Linked DNA regions of Homo sapiens: region 1 is linked to region 2. The links are chromatin contacts, found by Hi-C in ENCODE. All regions are on one chromosome and are shown on one strand. Each heading gives the region's core, a stretch centred on a gene start or an enhancer-like site at or near the end of the contact. The rest is flanking DNA. Distances are from core to core; before and after follow the strand shown. Region 1 has its middle 76 kb from the start of HTR4. Region 2 holds the start of HTR4 (5-hydroxytryptamine receptor 4).

Evidence for each region. Hi-C counts contacts between places; a loop is a spot of excess contacts on that map. Pooled maps may share reads with other maps.
Region 1: a loop to region 2 is called in a map of left cardiac atrium, with 2.2 times the contacts of the local background. The contact joins the enhancer-like site here to the promoter of HTR4 in region 2. A Hi-C loop is called at or near these places in 1 of 168 maps with a recorded cell type or tissue (left cardiac atrium) and 5 of 50 pooled maps.

Annotation. Positions count from the first base shown.
Region 1 is chr5:148,729,010-148,732,067 of GRCh38, forward strand. No RefSeq gene overlaps it. Among named protein-coding and RNA genes, the nearest start is that of HTR4, 76 kb to the left of the region's middle. Within about 2 kb of position 1,707, at least 2 of the 41 ENCODE cell types and tissues checked have a DNase peak (open chromatin) inside an H3K27ac peak, as active enhancers do.
Region 2 is chr5:148,653,237-148,655,936 of GRCh38, forward strand. It overlaps HTR4 (5-hydroxytryptamine receptor 4), which reads right to left and starts at 1,291. Exons shown (of 7, transcript NM_000870.7): 1 at 826-1,291.

The DNA of each region.
Region 1 (3,058 bases), core at 457-2,956, 76 kb after region 2:
CACACAGAAATCAATCATGCAATTAAAAATTTTCTTCTTTGAACTTCTCAATAACAGTGATCTCAATCTTTTTCATGTGAGTTTATTTTAGGAGATATAAAGCCACAGAAAACCAAAGAGGAAAGCTCTAGCAATATGTACCCATAATTTCTCAAGGTTCTTTAGCATTCAAGGGAGGCTTTCTGCTTAATAGCCAAATAATTCTATCTAAACCCCCATTCAATATTTTATCAATTTATTGTATAATAGCTATATTTTATCCTCCTTCTTACTCCTGAGAATTCTCAGGAAATAGTTCACACAATAACAAATCCACCTTGATTATCATTGGCCATCTCTTACTCTGAACCACTGCTGTAGGCCCCTCTGCTGGTCACCTCTCACAACTGTTTCTCAGGATCTTTTTGCAAGATGTTCTCAAAGAACACAGCCCAAGGGACACAGCCCCTGTCTTGGTATAGCCCATGCCAGAAGAACACAGACCTTTTCCTAATTCTCCTTAACCCAGCACATGCTAAGCTGTGAGGTCTGATGTCTACTGAAATATTGATAATAATGCAAGGAAAATGAAAATTTGTAACTGATACGAGATAGAACCACTCCTATGATCCATAGGTCTGAGAGTGTTTTTCCTCCTTCCTTCCTTTCAAGAACTGGCTCATCTCCCCCATGAGAATTTTATTGTCTTTTTTGCCCATTGAGTCCAAACTCTTACCTGCTTCAGCCCCAGAGGAATGAAAAAGCAAACCTACCCCCTTCCCTAATTTAAGGCCCAATTTATTTCTTTGATAGAATAAATCACAATAAAAACATATCCTTTCCACTATTCTGGGCTCCAGACAAGGCCACTAGAAAGTATAGTTCTCTACATATGTTCATCTGACTGGGGGACACAGAACACTTTAATCCACAGTGAACTAAACCACACCAGCTGCAGATCATGTTTACAGCTCAGCTGAAACAAAACATCAGATCTGCCTGCTGCCTGTTGGGAGGAATCAGGTCTTAGGAAGATCTATCAATATTTAAGCCAACATATTTCCCAAGAGAAAACAGTGATTTTTCTGGGATAGCCCAAACTAAATCTACATGAAGAAAATAAAACATCTCTTCTTGTAAGGACACAGTCATATCAAGGATACTCCCAATTTGTATTACTAACAGAGCACATAACTTACATCCTGATCTGAAAACTTTAGCAGGATTTTACTGACATCGTGGGTTCAGAGCTTCCCTGAGTGGAGGGAAAAGCAGGCATCTGTCTTACATGTATGTGATGTAATGTGTCGCCAAAGACTTAAGGCTAGGAAAGCAGTCCAGGAGGGCAAAATAAGCCTTGAATTCCCTGGTGAAGCATGATGAGTGATGTACAGAGGAATTTGGTAAACAGCAGGCTGAAAGTTTATGCTGGCAAATGTTACCTCCAGCAGCAAGACCCAGTATGAGAGACAAATGAAACATCCTTGGCAGCAAAGGCAGGTTTCTATTATCTTTGTTGTAAGGAGGCTTATCCTTGGGTCACAAAAGTCTGTCCAGGGTAATGATTCAGAATGCCATAGGGAGCTGCCAACAGCAAGGGCTGAAGGGAGGATTTGATTCATCTCTTGCTGGTATTGCTTCTCTTGCGGTTTCAATGCTAGAAGTGAAGTATCAGTGACAAGAGCTTGCTCTCCTGGAGAGGTGTTCAGAAGGCACAGGAGCCAGCAAGGTGGGCTCCATTTCAGGTCTTCACCATTTATGAGCTGGGCGGCTGTAACTCTGGGCGAGGTGTTTCAAATTTCTACCTGCCAGCTGGAAAATAGCACAGCGAATGGAGGATCTGGGCATGCTTTACTAGTTTTCAAGCTTGGATGACGGGGGGATTGGCAAAAGTGAACACCTAAGGGGAGATGGATACAGATGGCAAGACAGAGAATCACGGGACCCCTTTTACAAATGAGTAGCCCCCAACTGTCAGATAATTTGAGCTCGGTTTCCCTGCAGTTTGTCCTTTTCAGATTTTTTTGTAAAAGTTTAAAGGAGCTCCAGCACAATTCATTTGACAATAGTAACTATTTACTGTGACTACTTCCAATTGTGGCCAAGATCTGCCCTCTAGTGGTCTGACAATTGCAATGCCTCTTACTATTACATTGTTGAACTTGGTAATTTTCAACGGTCGGGCGACCCCTGTTGTCATAATAGTCGTATCTCAGTATGTTGAGCTAAAAGAAACTTCAAAAATCATCTGGTCTGTTTCTTTTCATAACTAATTCCTCCCAAAAATGCACCTGGCTCTTGCTTTAACACCCAACTCCACGTAAAGATAGCAGAGCAAAACAGGATCACAGAAACTTCTTTCCCCACCTGATGAAATGGTTATTTTTTAAGCCAAATAATACATTAGCGGCTAGAGAGGAAAGGGTACTGCTTGAATCATAAGGTTTGGCATCCATGAAAAGAAAGATTCTGATATGACTGGTACAACTTCTAAGGCCAGCCCTTCTCCCAAAAGCAAAGGTAGTCAACGAAATACTGAGAATTCAAAAGAATATGCTTTAATTAAAAAATAAATAGAAAGCCACACCCACCTCTGAAACTGATTCTTTGGTGAGGAGAAGACACGATAGTTCCAGATAAAGTGAGAAAGACATCAAGGAGAATCCATCCGCGTCATTTTACAGAAACTACAAACAAAACTGCTCCCTGTTAAGCATGAGCAAAATGAAAAGAAACAGTACAAAATTATGCAAATCTGCTACTACAAAATAAGTAGTAAGCAAGAAAAAGGCAAAACAAAACCAAAACCAAAAACCCTCAGGAAGAAAATAAAACTCAAAGGTGAAGTGCAAGTTCTTTTTGAACGCTTAATTACAGAGAAGAGTTCATTAAGAATATCAATTCAGTAAAACAGTACCTCTAAGATAAATTATAAAATAAAGAAGATGGAAGAAGACATTGTGGAGCTAAGAAAAATTGAAAAACAAAACAATGAGTTATAAATGTAATAAGTTATAAATTGCAAAGGAGAGAAAAATGTAGCTGCAAATGTCATGGAGAGATGGCTGGGGACAGTCAT
Region 2 (2,700 bases), core at 41-2,540:
GAAACATTCTGTTTCTTCATTTGATTGGACCAAATGGAAATCAAGCCAAGATTTTCTCTTAACATTGAACTCTAGGAAGACAAGCTCATGCCTACCACTTTTTGACCTCTGCCAGCTGCCACTTCCTTGTACCAACATCCACTTCTTTCAAAGACAACTAACAGCACAGTGCCGCACAGGGTAGCAAGCTGTGAGGAAATGCATCTGAAATCGGGATTGGGATTCTGTGAAAGGCAACTGCAGGATGGTTGCGAGTACCGGCAGTGACCGCCAAGGCTTTATGCAGCACATCGTACCCACACACTCATGGCTACGTATACACACACATCAAAGTGGACGCTCAAGACACACTATCTTGTCTCTCTCTCTCTAACACACACACACACACACACACAGCACACTCTGGGCTGCACATCAAGGACCAGCCATAGAGTCCACACACACATCCAGTTACACACTTGGCTATGGATGCACAGCCTGTGCGCGCTCTCTCTTACACACACGCACACACACAAATCTTTACATACACAACCTCCCTTGTATAGTCAGTGAGCACACATGCAGTTTCACAAGTACTTACATACACAAGTGGAAAGCACCAGCCCCAAGCCTACAGTGATCCCACGCTGGAAACACGTTGTATACAACCAGCCAGCCCACCTACACCCTGAGCCGCCCCGAAGCCCACCCTGCCGCAAAGCCGGGTGTCCTGAGTCCAGAACCCCCAAGCCCCCGACCCCGTCGTGCTGCCCCGCCCCCGCCGCGTCCCCACCGGCACCCGTGGGCTCCTGGGGTCCCGACCCCCGGCGCACTTGCCGCACATACCCGCTGCCAGAGGCGAGGGAGCGAGGTGCCCTGGCAGATTCGAGCGGCCACCCCCAGCCGCTGAGCCGAGCTTCTGCTGCCGCCGCTGCCGCTGCGCTCCCAGCCGCTGCCTGCGCCCTCCCTGCCGCCCCCTCGGGTGCGGGCTCCAGCCCCCGCGCTGGGGAGCCGGCGAGCGTGAGGCGCGGGCCAGGGGCTGCGGGCGCAGGACCCCAGCCCCGGATCACCTGGGCTCGCCGCGCATCGTCCTTCTCCCCAACCGAGCCGGACTCCACGGGCTCAACAGCCCCCAGCCCCGGTGGTCCCCGCTGCCCTGCCCGCTGCCGCCCCCACTGGGCGCCAGGGACAGCGGGGGTGCCGCTCTGCCGGCAGGGCGCACAGGGGAGTGGGCACAGAGGCGGGCTGGAGCGATCTCACCCGTTCCGGGCTGGCCAGCACGCGCCCTCCCTGGCCGGAGCGCTGCTCATCTGATGGAGGGCAGGAAGGAGCCCTGGGCTGACTGCAGGCTCCTGGGTGACCTTGGACAAGTTGGTTAGCCTCTCTGAGTGCCCACTTCCTCTATTCAAATATAATAAACATGAAAGCGTTTGTGGCGTCTGTGCCAGGGAAATCCTATCCCTGTATAGTTTACTTCCTTCTTATGCCTCTGCCTCTGCCAGAGCAGGGAGAGTTTGGGTGCAGGGTTCAGAGTGAGCTTCGTAGCACCTTGGATATAAGACTCAAGTTTTCCAGAGACAATGATTCCATTTGCCTGAAGTCTTCCTAAATGATCCTGTCCATATTGATAGTCCACTATTTGCTGTCTTAGCCTGTCCTCCCAGCTTTGACCACCTGTGACCTTGAGCATGTAATTAAACAAGAGTCAAGCCTCAACGCTCCCGTCTGTAACACGGGCATAAACTCACAGTTGTGTGGTGCAGGTGTGCCACTTAGTGAGTTGCAGTACCTGTGAGGGACGGTGACAGAGTGAAAAATATTTTTCCTCAACACATGTGACAAAAGCCTCAAATTCCAAGGATAAAATAATTCAAGAGTTAGCCTAAGCATGTTGGGAAGGGCAGGAGCGAGCAGAGCCTTCCTTCACGGAGGCAGGCAGGGAGCAAAGGGGTAATGGGTGAATAATTCACCCCCTCAAGGGCCACTGAGGCCTCCTGGAACCTAAACAAAACAGAGAAGCTGTGGACAGTGATTAACTTCTGAAAGTAAATAAATCTGCAAAGACAATCTTAAAAATTATTAACTTAACGATTGTAAGCACATCTCAAGTGAACTGGAAATTTAAATTGACCAACTTATCCATGCTAGAAACCTTTGAGTTGGTCCCTTTTTTAGTTTCTCTCTGTTGACATGCCTTGTCTCTCATTTTCCCTCTATTTTGTTAGGTCCTTCCTTCTTCCTCATGGTCTATATTTCTTCCCCATCTTACTCTTACACTTTTTTCTCTCTTCTTTCCTTCTCCTCCCATCTGAGTCCCCATTCTGTGTATGTCTTCTTCACCATCTTTGTGCCAAGTTTTTGTCTCAACATCTCTCAGCCATTTCCACCTGTTAGTTCTTTCCTTGGTGTGTATGTCTTGAATATGTATTTATCTCATATCCCCTATGAAAAATTTAAAAGGAGAGGAGCTGTAGATTGTTTCTTTAATGACAATAAGATCTAAACTTGAATTTGCCACTACTCCCCTTCCCTAAACCAAACACCTCACTTAAATAAAGCCATTATCCTCACTCATGGATGCTCAGAGCCTGAATCATCTTTGACACCTCCACCTCTGTTCCCCTTCTCCCCACTTTCTACTCAAACATTTGCCAGTTCCTGGGGACTCTATTTCCACTCTGTCATTTGCATCTGTCCCTTCCTTCTTATTTCCACTGGGCC